Linked DNA regions of Homo sapiens: region 1 is linked to region 2. A link is an interaction called in ENCODE POLR2A ChIA-PET data of the cell type or tissue named here. Cell type or tissue: PC-3. All regions are shown on one strand. Links, peaks and the distances in the headings refer to the core of each region. The heading gives the core; the rest is flanking DNA. Region 1 overlaps SIPA1L1 (signal induced proliferation associated 1 like 1). Region 2 overlaps TTC9-DT (TTC9 divergent transcript).

The links. Peaks named below come from ENCODE experiments on the same cell type or tissue, not always from the same donor. Only the 100,000 strongest peaks of a DNase experiment are listed, where the experiment ranks them.
Region 1: POLR2A ChIA-PET joins it to region 2 with 5 read pairs; 1 of 35 experiments calls an interaction of 5 or more read pairs at or near these places.

The regions. Positions count from the first base shown.
Region 1 is chr14:71,412,588-71,420,664 of GRCh38, forward strand. All of the region lies in intron 2 of SIPA1L1 (signal induced proliferation associated 1 like 1), which reads left to right. Among named protein-coding and RNA genes, the nearest start is that of SNORD56B, 18 kb to the left of the region's middle. In PC-3, for the core only: no CTCF peak of the experiment used is centred there; a DNase peak (open chromatin) is centred at 4,004; H3K4me3 peaks cover 367 bases; H3K27ac peaks cover 787 bases.
Region 2 is chr14:70,631,583-70,639,659 of GRCh38, forward strand. TTC9-DT (TTC9 divergent transcript) reads right to left here. Exons shown (of 3, transcript NR_110071.1): 2 at 2,180-2,276. Among named protein-coding and RNA genes, the nearest start is that of TTC9-DT, 5.7 kb to the right of the region's middle. RefSeq lists an enhancer at 4,216-5,415. In PC-3, for the core only: no CTCF peak of the experiment used is centred there; a DNase peak (open chromatin) is centred at 4,819; H3K4me3 peaks cover 485 bases; H3K27ac peaks cover 1,384 bases.

The DNA of each region.
Region 1 (8,077 bases), core at 2,158-6,157, 780 kb after region 2:
TTTAGCTGAATAAAAGGTGGGAGGCCTAATGTCCGGGGTGATAGGCTGGGAAGAGGAACTTCCCCTTTTGTCTTCAGTAGGAATTGGGAATATCTGTGAGTGAAACTACTAAGTTCTGATGATTTTTATTCTTCTTAGCTTCCATTTTATGTGATTGGGAACAGAGTTTGGCAATTACATAGTTTGAAATAGTGTTTAAAATTATTTATTGGAAGCTCTTATGGACGTGTCTGACTTATTTAATACATTTTAGAAATTGGTACATGTGCTGTAGATGATTACTATTGGGCATGTGTGTGGGTATTCTTTTAACCAATAAGCTTAGCATTCATAGGAAATACAACCATGGTGGGAGCTTAGTAGGTGATCTGAAATGAGCAGTGTGAGAATTGTGGAATTTCCAAATATGCAGTGTTTGGTTTCTTCGGAACAGGGTTTCTAAACCTCACCAGTATTTTCGCTTTAGGCAGGATAATTCTTTGTTGGAGGGGACTGTCCTGTGCATTGTAAGATGTTTAGTGGCTTCCCTGGTTTTTGTGTATTACATGCCAATAGTGTGCCCACCCCCCACTTCACTTGTGATGACCAAAAATGTTACCAGATGTTGCAAGATGTCACCTGTGGGTACAAAATTGCTCCCTGTAGAGAACTAGTATTTTGGAATAGTGATTCCCATAGGCATGTGATGGACCAACTCATCAAAATCACTTTGTTGTTGTTGTTGTTTTTTCTTCTATACATACAGCTTCCAGGGTGAGATCTTTGAGTAGCAGTCTGTGGACAGACTGAATGAATAGCCAAGCAAGAATTTGTTGTTTAAGTGGGAATGGCTGTTGGTTGGCTTAAATTTAAATATGTGTTGAGGCGGGGCATAGTGCAGTGGCTCACGCCTGTAATCCCAGCATTTTGGGAGGCTGAGGCGGGTGGATCACCTGAGGTGAGGAGTTCAAGATTAGCCTGGCCAACATGGTGAAACCCCGTCTCTGCTAAAAACACAAAAATTAGCCGGTGTGGTGGTGCACACCTGTAATCCCAGCTACTCAGGAGGCTGAGGCAGGAGAATTGCTTGAACCCAGGAGGCGGAGGTTGCAGTGAGCTGAGATCTTGCCACTGTACTCCAGCCTGGGCGACAAGAGCAAAACACCGTCTAAAAAACAAAAGCCCAATAAATGTGTATTGAGCTGCACATAAAGAGATTACCAATTAAAGAAGGTTTTAGAGACAAAGTATAAAATTTCATAATTGTGATTTGATTAGTAGTGGTGATTTTTTTCCCCTTTTACTTACTATGAGTTATAGTTGTGTGTTTTTCAAAATTTGGAAATAACTACTAATAAAGTTCATAATTATTTTAATCTAGGTTTTGAGAGATTACCTGAAGTTGCACTCAAAAGCAAGATATACTACTAACTTTGAAATGGAATAAGGTGAGTTGGTGGATTAGTTCCAAAGTCACATTGCAGGGAGGAAATGTCACTCAAACTGTCATTCTTAGAAGACCTGCTATTTGGCCAGGCGCTGTGGCTCACGCCTGTAATCCCAGCACTTCGGGAGGCTGAGGTGGATGGATCACCTGAGGTCAGGAGTTTGAGAACATTCTGACCAACATGGTGAAACCCTGTCTCTACTAAAAATACAAAAATTAGCTGGGTGTGGTGGCACACACCTGTAATCTCAGCTACTTGGGAGGCTGAGGCAGGAGAATTGCTAGAACCCAGGAGGTGGAGGTTGCAGTGAGCCGAGATTGTGCCATTGCACTCCAGCCTGGGGGACAGGGCGAGACTCCATCTCAGGGAAAAAAAACAAAAACAAAAACAAAAACAAAAAACCCTGCTCTTTATAGCAGAATTTTGATTTATCAAATGTCCGATATTTTCTGCCCACTGGCTTTTCCCTTTTTGAAGTGGAAAAGGAAAATATGGGAAATGCTTGTGCAGTTTTAGTCATTGATTTCTGAATTCATTGTTGTCATCTTTGCAGATGAAATAGTTTGGATAATTTTCTGGCTACTTAAGAAGGTTTTCTGTTACATGTTTATGTTTTCCCTCCATAGTGAATGCATTTAAAATCTTCTCTATGTTTCTTGAAATTAGGTGAGAGCTTATACTTCAACCCATGTTCTAAGAATCTTGTTAACTCTAATGCATTGGTGTATAGTTTGGGGTGCCAGGCTTTTCCTGAATAATTGAGAAATGATCAGATGATCTACCCTTTGACTGACGTATACTGGTATATGCATTACTATTGCTCTTCGAGTGACTGTACTGGCTTACTCATTTCTTAAACATTTTAAACAATTACAAAAGGATATTCTTTTATTGAGAAAAACAACAGCTTAATGCAGATTAAGGGAGACGTATTTTATACAGGCCAAAAATACTGTCATATGTTAAATTCTGGGGTTGTATAGGTTTCATTATACTTAACCTTGATCTCAGCCAGATGCTGAAACAAAGACCTTGGAGTTTTTCTCATTTGTTGCTTTGTCAGAAGAAAATTTCCTAAGGAGTCAGCTCTTCTGGAGTGACTGCATCCTATAACGGATGGTCAAGTTATCTGACCATCTCCCCTCCATAAACCTTTGTGCAGAGCTTAGGGGATGGGTAATTGGAGCACTGCTTTTAAAGTGGCTTGCTATTTGTGACCTTCCTTGAATTTCAGTAAGGGAAATTTGGGAATCATTATCTCTGAAAATGTTTTTAAAGTACATTAGGGCACTTTTCTGGGTTACATTTATTTGACCGTTCCCAGCATCATTCTTCTTTAATAGAGGTGGAATCTAAGATTTTTAGATATCTGTAATTTTTAGCCATTTGAAAAATCCAGGCTTATAATAGCAACACAACTGAAAAACTGTCTTTGAAAACATAACATCTTTGGAACTGCCAAGAATTGCTTAATGGTGAAGCAAGCAGCCTGCAGGAATGCTCTGTGAATGTAGCTCTGCTCTGGTACTTCGAGAGGGAAGAAAAGTCAGTACATATTATTGAGTGCCCTGTGATTTTTACCTCAATCTTGGAAGCTGTTTTTCTAGATATACTTTTTTTTTCCCTCCAGAATAGCTATATGTTATTGAAATGTGCACCTTCAGTGCAGTTCTCAAATGTCTTAATTATTTTTTTTTTTTTGAGATGGGATCTCACTCTGTCTCCCAGACTGGAGTGCAATGGCATGATCTCGGCTCACTGCAACCTCTAACTCCCAGGTTCAAGCGATTCTCCCGCCTCAGCCTCCCAAGTAGCTGGGATTACAGGCGTGTGCCTCCACACCCAGCTAATTTTTGTATTTTTAGTAGAGATGAGGTTTCGCCATGTTGGCTAGGCTTGTCTTGAGCTCTTGACCTCAGATGATCGGCCTGCCTCGGCTTCCCAAAGTGTTAGAATTACAGGCGTGAGCCACCATGCCCGGATGTATTAATGGTATTTTAATAATAACTCTTGGTTGATAAACTTAAACATGACAGTTTTGAGCAGGCACCTTAAGTTCTGTATACTACCGTGAGGCCAGGCACTTGTTTAGCTTCTGTGTCATACAGCTACCCCTTGTATTTTGTTCTTTTTTTTTTTAGTATAATAAATCTATAGTTTTATTAACACAGAAACTGATAGTGTGGTATGAGGTTTACGTTTAAACAAAGTTTTCACAGAAATCTAACACATGCCTAAAAAGATTTTACAATCTAGCTCTAGATGCAAGTCCAGACAATATCAAGAACTGATGGATCTCATGACTCAAGACAGAGCATTTTGGGTTTCAGTTACTTGTTAGGATTTCTTAAAAATGGTTTTTGTTTTTTTTTTATGGGTTTTAATACACCTTGTCTTTTGAATTGAGTTGCTTCGTTTGATAACTTGAACCTCTGGGCACTGAAATATCTTCTTTTAATAGAAGTGATATCTGGTAATGCTGGTACAGTATCTCTAATAGGTCAGGTGGGAGATTCTTCTGTTATACATCCATTCTTACTCAGGTCTCCTCAGGCAACACAGGAGGAGGCCATGACTCAACAGTTCTCCCAACCTGTTGGTGACATGACTCTTCGCCTTCTAAGTGTATACTTCCTTCCTAAGTGCTATTTCTCTACTTAAGGGATATCTAAAACAATTTCTATACTCTAAAAGAAAGAAAAATCTACACACACACACACACACACACACACACACACGCATGCACACACACACAACCTTGTATATATATAGTTTTATGTGTACCTTATTAAATCCATCATTCTTTTTTAAATTATTTTTTGAGCAGCATTATTCTAGAATATAAATACTGAATTGAATAAGCATACTTTTTTCTTTTCCTTTAAACACACTTTTAAAATACAGTTTTTAAAATTAAATAGAAACATGGTCTCACTGTGTTGCCCAGGCTGGTCTGGAACTCCTGACCTCAAGTGATCCTTCTCCGTTGGCCTCCTGAAGTGCTTGGAATAAAGGCATGAACCACCGTGCCTGGCCTGCATGTAACTTTCGACTCCTCCAGAACTTAACTACTAGTAGCCTACAGTTGACCAGAAGCCTTACCAATAACATGAACAGTTGAATAACATGCATTTTGTATGTTATATGTATTATATACTGTGTTGTTACAATAACATAAGCTAGAGAGAAGAAAATGTTATTAAGAAAATCCTATTGGGAGGCCGAGGCGGGTGGATCACGAGGTCAGGAGATCGAGACCATCCTGGCTAACACGGTGAAACCCCGTCTCTACTAAAAATACAAAAAATTAGCCGGGCGAGGTGGCGGGTGCCTGTAGTCCCAGCTACTCGGGAGGCTGAGGCAGGAGAATGGCGTGAACCCCAGGGGGCGGAGCCTGCAGTGAGCCGAGATTGCGCCACTGCACTCCAGCCTGGGCGACAGCGAGACTCCGTCTCAAAAAAAAAAAAAAAAAAAAAAAAAAAAAAAAAAGAAAATCCTAAAGAAGAGAAAATATATTTGCTATTCATTAATGGAAGTGGATCATAAAGGTCTTTATCCTCATTGTCTTTGCATTGGGTAAGCTGATGAGGAGGAGGGAAAGAAGAGATTGGTCTTGCTGTCTCCAGTGGCAGAGGTGGAGGAGGAGGAAGGGGAGGCAGGAGAGGCAGGCACACTTGGTGTAACTGTTATTGAAAAAATCCACTTTTAAGTGGACATGCACAGTTCAAACTCGTATTGTTGAAGGGTCAACAGTGCTAGACAGTTTTATTTTCTAAATGCTAACTATAATACAGTATAAAAATACTAAAAATGTATAGTAGCTAGGGGATGATTAGAGAATCTTCCTTTCATCTTTGGCTGTGACTAGTTTGAATTGAGTTTGACATGGCCTGAGGTCACTTCAGAATTATTTTGTTACACGTTTTTATTATCCAAAGCCCATTTCTTTGTTCTTAAAGAAGAAAATGATAGGAAATCCTTTAGCCTAACAAACATTTTTATCAGCCAGTAGAATGGTGATCTGACTCTTTCGTATTTACTAATGCTGTTGTACCCTTTTTCTCTTCAGTAGGAACAACTTATTCTCACTCAGCTTTTATTTTTATGTTCTCCAGAACATAAGAGAGCAGCTGCCCATGCCAAATAGTTACCTCTTTTAAACTCATTCTACTGGAGCAAATGGTAAGAGGTATTTGAATTAAGTTGTCTTTGGAGGGGTGTGCCTTATTTCTTAATACCTGATTATTTTTTTGGGCCCAGATCTGCATGGGTATGATTGTCTATAGTAGTATATTGTAATTTTATAATGGTACCATGTTGCCCACTTTCTTGACTGTCTCATATATTTAAAATTTGCTAATAGTGGATTTGAACAAAAGTCTAAAGGAAGGAATCAGAAAATAAAGAAGAGAGAACATGAACTATGTGGATGTAGTTGGAGGTCAGGGTAGGAATTGTGCAGAGCTCAGCCCCACCCCCTACTGTCCCTATTTGACTTAAAAAGTTGGGTGACATGAGCATTTTTGAAGACCTGGCTTCTGAGACAGCAGGTCACACGGCAGAACTGGAGAAGAAGCTTGGGAGAAGCTTGCATTTGCCAGTTGATCATGAATTGCTAATGTTTCTCGAAGGGCTTAGGAAACAGTGATGGGGATTTTATTTTAAAACCTGGACTTCATTTTAATGTTTGTCAATCCCTCAGCATATTTTATATATAAGAGGAAGTTGTAAATGTCTTCACTAGTATTTAAGTGCCTTTCCCCAAAACCATGTATGGAAAATTAAGGCCATATGGTGGGTAAAGTCTTAAATGTGGGGAAGTTCAGCATGCCACGTTCTGGAGCTTTTGGTGCTCCTGCGGGGAGGGCTTTATTGTATCTTTTTGGAAAAGATTTTTAATAAGCAGGAGAATGTAGCGTTGAATGTCCTTGGCTTGAAGGCCATTACTACTCACATCTGCACAAAATGGGCCAAGGTCTTCAGTGAGTAGATGATAAGGGAAACACAGTGGTATGGGTGGGCAGCCCTTCCGCCTGATATCAGCCTCTCAGAGCAGGGGTGTTTCCTGAACCGTTGCTGTCTCAGCACATGACTAGCCTTGAGTTCTGCCTGTAATAGTTTCCTTAATTAAAACGGTCTGATTGGCACTCTGGATGAGCGTTCAGTAGGTTAAATAGTGAATGGTTGCTGTAGAGCTAACGGACTTTGTTTTCTTTCAGGGTTTTTTTTTTTTTTAAGTCTATAGCTTAATTCAGTAACTGACCCTTGTCTGCTACCGACCAGTGTTTTTTTCCAGTCAACTGAAAAGTAAATGTTTTGAGAAATTGACTAGGTAACATTTGATAAATATCTGTCTTTGTGTAGGGACTTTCAGGGCTGTTCTGGCCTGAAATGAAAGCTTTTGGGCCAGGGGTGATGGCCCACACCTGTAATCCTGTAATTTGAAAGGCTCAAGGAGGATCTCTCTTTTTTTTTTTTTTTTTTTTTTTTTTTTGAGACGGAGTCTCGCTCTGTCGCCCAGGCCGGACTGCGGACTGCAGTGGCGCAATCTCGGCTCACTGCAAGCTCCGCTTCCCGGGTTCACGCCATTCTCCTGCCTCAGCCTCCCGAGTAGCTGGGACTACAGGTGCCCGCCACCACGCCCGGCTAATTTTTTGTATTTTTAGTAGAGACGGGGTTTCACCTTGTTAGCCAGGATGGTCTTGATCTCCTGACCTCATGATCCACCTGCCTCGGCCTCCCAAAGTGCTGGGATTACAGATGTGAGCCACCGCGCCCGGCCAAGGAGGATCTCTTGAGGCAAAGAGTTCAAAACTAACCTGGGCAACATAGTGAGACCCCATCTCTTAAAAAAAAATTAGCTGGACATGGTGGCATGCACCTGTAGTCCCAGCTACTTGGAAGGCTGAGGTGGGAGGATTGCTTGAGCTTGGGAAGTTGAGGGTGCAATGGGCCATGATCACACCACTGCACTCCAGCCTGGGTGACAAAGCAAGACCCTGTCTCAAAAAAACAAAACAAAAACCTTAAAGCTTTTGTAGTTATAAGGTAGATATTCTGTGTTTGTTGACATCGTTTCTTCCCTGGATTTATTAGTGGAAAAGTTAATTAAGCAAATAATTATTTTATATCTATTATGTAGAGAACATTTTGCTTAGTATTAGCCAGGATAGAAATATGAAAAAGAAATGCCTCCTCGTAATCAAGTTATTTTTCTAGAGGAGAATTAGACATAGTTGGAAATGGTCATAATAAATGACCAAACATAATAAGGCCTTTAGTAGAAATATAGGTAAATGCATTGAGGCATTTATAGAGGGAGGATTGAATCCATGAAGGTGGCATTATTCGAACAGGGCATTGAAAGGCCATCTGACTGTCTGTCTGCCTATCTACCCATCTATCTGTCTACTAAAGGAGTAACATTTGGTTTTTTAGGTAACCAAAGCAACTCATCTTTGTTGTGTAAAATCTTGGATGTTCTTAATGGCACACAGATCAAAGTAAAAATCACCTAATTCCCACCAGATCACTCAGTCTTCACTAACATCCAGAAGTAACTATCTCTGCTATCACTTTTACTTATTATCTATGGAATTTTCCAAACATGCATAGAAGTAGAGAGAAAAGTGCAGTGAGCCCCCATATAC
Region 2 (8,077 bases), core at 2,544-6,543:
AATGGTTCATCTGAAGAGACTTTTGATACAAAGACTATTTATATAAGTGTGGGCATGGTTAAAGAAACCAAGAAAGAATGTTGAAGTATCCAGAGATTAGCAAGAGAGGGAAGATATTTTGGCAAAAAAAGAAGGAAGGAAGGAAGGAAGGAGGGAGGGAGGGAGGGAAGGAAGGAAGGAAGGAAGGAGAGAGAAAGAGAAAAGAAAGAAAGAAAGAGAGAGAAGAAGGAAGGAAATGAAAGAAAGAAAGAAAGAAAGAAAGAAGGGAAGGGAAGAAGGGAAGGGAAGGGAAGAAGGGAAGGGAAGGGAAAGAGAGAGAGAAATAAATTGTATTACCAGAACCCATTAAGAGGTAGACTCAAGGAGGAAGGGCCCCCTTGTTATAATAGTGATAAAAAAATCGACCGCTGCCAAAACCTTGGTGCCAAAGCAGGGAGGAAGTGGGAAAAAAATGTTAATCTGTCTTCTCTCATCCTCCAGTCTCATGTTGGTGCCTCCCTTTTGCCAAAGCTGACGCTCAATAAGAGGGCAAAGAGCCCAGTTGGTGCAGAGGTCAACCTCCCAGGACATAAAGCCAACAGAAAAAACAGGGAATGGACAGCAGAGGGTGGCACAGTGTTGGAGCATCTTTGGATTGGAGAGAATCAAAGATCATCCAGGATGATCATCCAGGCATTCTGCAGAGATCCTCTTTATTGCAGGAATAGCAAAAACTCTAAGGGAGGCAAAAAGCATGACCTTTGGGGTAAGGCACACCTGCTTCCAAGCTGTGTGACCTTGGTCAAATTACCGAACCTCTGAAAACCTCAGGCTTCTTCTAAGTTGAGCCTCAGAATAACAACCTCATGGGTATGGGTGAAATTAAGTGATATACACAGAGGTGTGGAGACTGGCCTCTTCCCTGACAGGTAAGCTACTGACTTAGTTAAATATGAAAGATTTGATGCATCAGAGTCACACTGCAACCTAACTTTTCAACTAGTTAAGTGGTTCATCAAAACATCTTTGTTACTACTTAAATAGCCATTGACTGAGGCCTGATGAAATACATTCTGATGCACTCATAAAAACACATACTATATAGCTATATTTCAAAACGTAGCAGTTCTGTATACTGAAATATAGTGATTTCCAAGATAATAGTTATGATTGAAGATATATTACATTGAAAGCTAGAGAGACAGATAATCTCTATCTCTGGAGTGATACATAAAAAACAAGTAATAGTGGATGCCATTGGGAAAGATTTTGGAGGGCTGGGGCCAGGGGAGAAGGAACACATAGTATTTTTAATATATATTCCATTATATAGAATACTGTTTGAATTTTTTCCCATGTACCTATACTATCCTTAAAAAAAAATTAAAAAGGCCAGGTGCAGTGGCTCACGCCTATAATCCCAGCACTTTGGGAGGCAGAGGCAGGCGGGTCACTTGAGGTCAGGAGTTTGAGACCAGCCTGGCCAACATGGCAATACCCCATCTCTACTAAAAATACAAAAATTAGCCAGGCATACTGGCACATGCCTATAATCCCAACTACTTGTGAGGCTGAGGTGGGAGGACCACTTGAACCCGGGAGTTGGAGGTTACAGTGATGACACCCCTGCACTGCAGCCTGGGGTAACAGGGTGAAACTCCACTTCAAAAAAAAAAAACCTTCCTTGACACCAAGAGTCTTTAGAGTTGGTGTCTTGTATTCTTCTATTTTTTCCATTTATTCCACAACCATTACAGAATGCTTGCTAATATATATACTAGGTGCTTGGCTACAAAAAGAATAAGACACAATCTCTGCTTTCAAATAGCTACAGTCTAGTTGTAAAGACAAAAAAGCAAGCAGATAACCATTATGCAGTGTAATGAGTATGGCTTATCTTATTTTCCTTATTTAAAATGTGAAGACATACACACACATCCAATTCCACTTAAGCTCTTTTCCCACTGCAATTATCACATTCTAACAGCCTATGTAATTTATTTATTTATGATGTTTATTTTCAGTCTTCCCTCATTCTACAAAGGTGACAATTTTTGCCTTTTTAATTCATTGATCTCCAACACCTAAAACGTGAAATATTTCAATAGAAGTTTGTTGAATGAATGTTGAATAAATAAGTGCTATGCAGTATAAAAGCATGAAAAGGGAGCTACCAGAACATAACAGAATGAACACCAACCTTGTATATGGAAGTCAGTGGGACTTCATAGTGGAAGTGACATTTGTGCCAGGTCTTTTGGCAAATCTGGGTGACTTTGACTGGAACACCTAATATTCTAAGAGCAAGCAAATGAGAAATACAGAAACATGAAACATGTAGGAAACGGTAAGTACAAAGGCATAGAGATATAAGAATAGTACATCTGGAAAACTAAACATATGGCAATAAATATTAGTTGTTGGTAACTGTGTAAGCTGGGTGATAGGTTCTTAAAGATTCATTATGCTACTCTTTTTTGTGTGTATGTTTAAATTTGTCCATAATACAAAGTTAAGAATTAATAAACTGTTTTAATGAGTATAAAAGAATAGAAAAAAGAATTTCTCTCTTCCAATGTCTATATATATAAATCTCAGAGAAAGCTCTGATTGTCTCTACTTGGTCCATGTGCTTCTCCCTGAAACCAATCACTATGGTGTAGGAAGATAGAATAACATAATGGGCTCAAGCCTGGAATAGGTACTAGCAAGTCGGGGGGAGGTGACAGGGGCAGTGTAGGGAGCTAGAGGACACCATGATTGACAGTTCCACCCGACCACATGGAATAGGGGAAAGAAGAGTGTCCTAAGGAAGGTTGGTGGCTGATCCAAATAAATATCATGGCCCCAAGGAGGGCTTCAACTGATACTGGAGATGAGGCAGTCAGAGAATGGATTGGGTGGCAGGAGACAATGGAGATAGGTAGAAAGGCCTTATTTTTCTAAATAAGGTCAGGCTGAATCAGGCTCTGGAATCATAGAGAAATTTGTTGTTGGGTTGGGGTTGTGAGCAGAAGGTAGAAAGAATGAAAATATGAATCTCACATTAGCTACATCTGGACACAAAATACTCAAAAATCTCCTGCTTTCCCATAGAGGGATATTTGAAGATTGAATATGGATAACAACTTTTAATGAAAATGCTATAATTTTTCAGGTAAATTGTAATGTTTGATGCAATTAGAAAAACATCCCCAAAACAGCTTTGATTTGGTTGTCATGTGACCAAACCCTGAATAGCTTAGCTTAGTACAAAAGATATTCAAATACATGTCTCACATATGCTCAAGAGATTGAGCTGAAGGAAGAGACAAAGCAGCACAAGCCATCTGTTTAGAAGGTACGCAAGCTCCAGAGTGAGTGTGGAGAGAAAGGGGCCTCCAGTCTTCCAAGACCAGTGGGTAGCAGAAGAGTCAAAGACTCCAAGAGGCAGAAACAAGATCCAGAACTGGGGCAGACACAATGCTTGAAGCCTGTAAAGGAACATTGTGCCTTCTACTGTTGACCATACAAAGGTCTTTCCCTCAAAACAGTTCCACACACTTCTCTAGGAAATCTTCCAGCATATCTCAGCAGTAATGAGCTGTTCGCTAGTGGTGTGAGCATCCACAGGATTCACTGGTGTGTTCAAGGCTAGCTTGTCAGGAAACAAGAGACAGGTTTTGATGACATTGGGCCAAAGTACCATGAGTACTAGAAACTTGCCGTGTGGCCCAGTCATCTTTCTGCTTCATGAGGTTCATGAAGAATCCATATATGCATGTGCCACTGACAGATGAGAAATTAAAATACCACTTTACAGTTACCTGAATAAATGCCCAATTTCTTAGTGTAGAACTCTTCTAAAAACAAAGTTAGAGGCCGGGCACAGTGGCTCATGCTTATAGTCCCAACACTTTGGGAGTCTGAGGTGGGCGGATCACTTGAGGTCTGGAGTTCGAGACCAGCCTGGCCAACATAGTGAAAGTTCCTCTCTACTAAAATACAAAAATTAGCCAGGCGTGGTGGCATGTGCCTGCAATCCCAGATACTCGGGAGGCTGAGGCACAAGAATTGCTTGAACCAGGGAGGCGGAGGTTGCAGTTAGCCGAGATCATGCCACTGCACTCCAGCCTGGGCGACAGAGTAAGACTCAGTCTCTGAAAAAACAAAACAAAAAAACAAAGTTAGAGCAAGCAGCCTATACTAAAGGCCTACAAGGGCCTTCGTCTCCCTATGACATACCAAAATCTCACTTTCTTTCCTGCCACATTAGACAAGATGCAAGCAAAAAATGTACACTTAGCTATGCATTTGAGGAAGAAAAAACATGGCCAGATCCCAAGGGAAGGCCCTGATTCAGCTTACCTATTCCTGCTGCACTAAGAGAAAGCTGAATGGAGGTTCATAACTCTGTTCATGTTAAACATGGATCAATTGATTCCCTAGAATCTGGCCAATCTGTAAACAACCCCTCTCTGGGAAAAGGTGAAGATTAGGAAAGAAGGGAAGATACTGAGCCTCCTGTTGGAAGTAAACGCTCAATGCCGCCAAGTGAAAACAGCACTCAGGCAAAAGTTTTCTCAGCAAGGCAATTTACTTCTATAGAAGGCTGCGTCTCACAGATGGAGCAACGGCAAGAGCACACCGGACAAGGGAGGGTAAGGGGGTCTTATTCCTAACGCAGCTAGTCCCTACCTCTGTGTCTTTCCCCTATTGGCTAGGGTTGGACCACAAAGTCTAAGCTAATTCCAATTGCCTATTTTAAAGAGAGTGAGGGTACAAGCTGGAGTGGCAAGGTGAGTAGTTTCCATGGGAAGGATGGTTACAGAGCAGATGACTAAGAATGACTAAGGACAGAACAGGTGACTAAGGATGACTACAGACAAAAGAGGTGACAGAGGCTAGGAGGAGGTTGTTTACTGAAACTAGGGGCAAAGAGGCATAAAGAACAAGGAAGTTAAACTTTAAAATGGAAAACAAAGAACAGGGAAGCTAAACATACTGACATATTGGTTCTTTGAAGAGGAACTCAGAACTCATTGTACTTAACAATTTTTCTCCCTCTTGAATTTTAAAGGGAGTTAACAGGCTAAACTTTGAAGAGGAATTTACTGTATCCTACACTCCCTTCCCTCTAAACACTTGCTTCTCAAAATGTGGTCCAGGGACCAGCAATATCAGCAGCACCTGACAGCTTGTTAGAAACATAATCTTGGGGCCGGACGCAGTGGCTCACGCCTGTAATCCCAGCACTTTGGGAGGCCGAGGTAGGTGGATCACGAGGTCAGGAGATCAAGACACAGTGAAACCCTGTCTCTACTAAAAATATAAAAAAATTAGCCAGGCATGGTGGCATGTGCCTGTAGCGCCAGCTACTTGGGAGGCTGAGGCAGGAGAATCGCTTGAACCCGGGAGGCAGAGGTTGCAGTGAGCCAAGATCATGCCATTGCACTCCAACCTGGGTGACAGAGCGAGACTCTGTCTCAAAATAAGAAAAAAAAAAAAAAAAAAAGAAACATAATCTCGGGCCCCAGCCTAAATTAACAGAGTCAGAAAACTGCATTTTAATAAGATCTCCAAGCAATTCGTATACACATTAAAGTTTGAGAAGCACTGAGATTCTTTTTTATATTTTTTGTATTTTTTTATTTCAATAGCTTTTGGGGTACAAGTGGTTTTTTGTTACACGAATTGTATAGTGGTGAATTCTGAGATTTTAGTGCACCCATCACCCAAGTAGTATACATTGTGCCTAATGTATAGTTTTGTTTTTGTTTTTTTTTATCCCTAGGCCCTCCCCACTCTCCCCATTCTGAGTCTCTAAAGTACCACTCTGTATGCCTTTGCGTACTCATAGCTTAGCTCTCACTTATATATGAGAACATACGGTTTTTGGTTTTCCACTTTTATGTTACTTCACTTAGAATAATGGCCTCTGGCTCCATCCAAGTTGCTGCAAAAGACGTTATTTCGTTCCTTTTGATGGCTTAGCAGTATTCCATGGTATATACATACCACATTTTATTTATCTACTCATTAGTCAATGGGAACACAGGTTGCTTCCACATCTTTGCAATTGTGAACTGTGCTGCTATAAACATGCATGGAGAAGCACTGAGTTTCTGACTCTGAAGTTCATGCTCAGATTTTCTGTCATTTGGGTCTTTTCTCACTTCCTAAAATAGTGCTCTGCATATGGCCAACGGTTAATGGAAGAACGTTTAAGAAATTCTTGTTGGCATTTATTTAATTCCATTTGAAGGAAGAAGACCATTTTTGGGAAGCCAAAACACGTTTACCAATGAGTGGCTTAAACAGAGACAGAAGTATACTAACAACAAGCAAACAGAACGGTTCTAGACCTACACAGACAACTCTGTGGAGCGGGACAGATGGGCATAGTAATTCTACTCTCACTCCATGCTACCGCTCTTAATATTCCCTCCCTTCCTCGTTCATGCTCGCCTTTATCGGAGCTAGTACTAAGCTCTTGTGTTGAGTTCTGCTTCATACACAGGTTAGTAACGCATGGGTTCCATGTTTCTCAGAGCCGTGTCCTCAAACCCAAAATCTAAGAGTGAGATACTGCACCATTAAGCCAGCACACAGTGGGAAAATAAAAAGCAATTTGGCATGTCAATATTTCTTAGCTTTAAATGGTTGTGACCACTGTGACCCAATTCACGTCTTATTTCTGACAGGAGCCAAATTCCAGGCCTGGGTCTTTATCCAATATTTGCCTCCTGTAGCCTGTCCTATCTAAGTTATTTTAAGGACTGGTAACAACAAAAATTCGGAGTGCCCAACCTCTAATTTCTTCTCTTTGCTCTACCTGATGCAATACCTTAAAGTAAAAAGAGCCGGCAATTGGCAAATATTTATGAATTAACTGGAGTTCTGTCACAACATTCTTATGGGATCCAACAGTGACAGGATTTAAGAGCAATAATTAAAGTTACCATCTGTCCAGCACTTATGCTTCACAACAACCCTATGAAGTAAGTAGTAGTCCCACTTAATGAATGAGGAAATTAAGTTTTCAGAAGTTGAATAACTTGCCCAGGAAATAGTCAAGATAGAATTCCAGATAACACTTGTCTGAGTCTAGAATCTTTTAACCACTGAACTTATACGATGTCTCACTTGTAAGATACCACTGCAAACGCACTGTGTGAGCAGAGAATCATCTCCCCTCTCCAGGGATAATGTGAGGATCAAATGAGATGAAAAATGTCAAAGCATTTAGGAAAGTAAAGAAATACAAGACATAATTTAGCACGCTAAAATTGTGTCCAACTAAAAGCCCTAGGTTCTCTATAAATGACAACGGTATATGTGAAAAATGTTCACCTTTATAATTAGAGCTATCTCATTTAATTCTATATACATTTTTAATTTATCAAATTAGAAAATATTTCTTAAGAGCTCACCCTTGACGTTGGCAAGGAGGTGGTGAAACTAGCATATTGCTGGTGGCAGCACAAGTTAGTACAATCTTTCTGAGAAGCAAGTTGACAATGTGTTTCTAGACTTTATTAAAACTTGAAATAATGTTTTGTAAGAAAAAATAAATTAGGAAAAAAATTTAAGTATAAAGATAGTTAAGAGCATAGATTCTGGAGCCAAATTTCTTGGGTTTAAGTCCCAGCTCCACTACTCATTAGCAGTGTAATCTCAGGCAAGTCTCTGTGACTTGGTGTCTAAAATGAGGATAACAATAGCACTGATTTCACTAAGTTATTATGAAGATTCAGTGGATTATTATATGTTAAGTGCTTAACCCAATGCCTGGCACAATGTAAATACTATATGTAAGTGATATCTATTATTTTTATCTCAGTGTTATTTATAATAGCAAAATCTTTCTGACTATAGAAGAATGCTTAAGTACACTATGGTACACTTACAGTGGAATTTTTTTTTTTTTTTTTTTTTTTGAGATAGAGTCTCCCGCTGCGGCCCATGCTAGAGTGCAATGGCACGCTCTTGGCTCACTGCAACCTCTGCCTCCCGGGTTCAAGCGTTTCTCCTGCTCAGCCTCCCAAGTAGCTGGGATTACAGGCAGCCACCACCATGCCCAGCTGGTTTTTGTATTTTTAGTACAGATGGGGTTTCA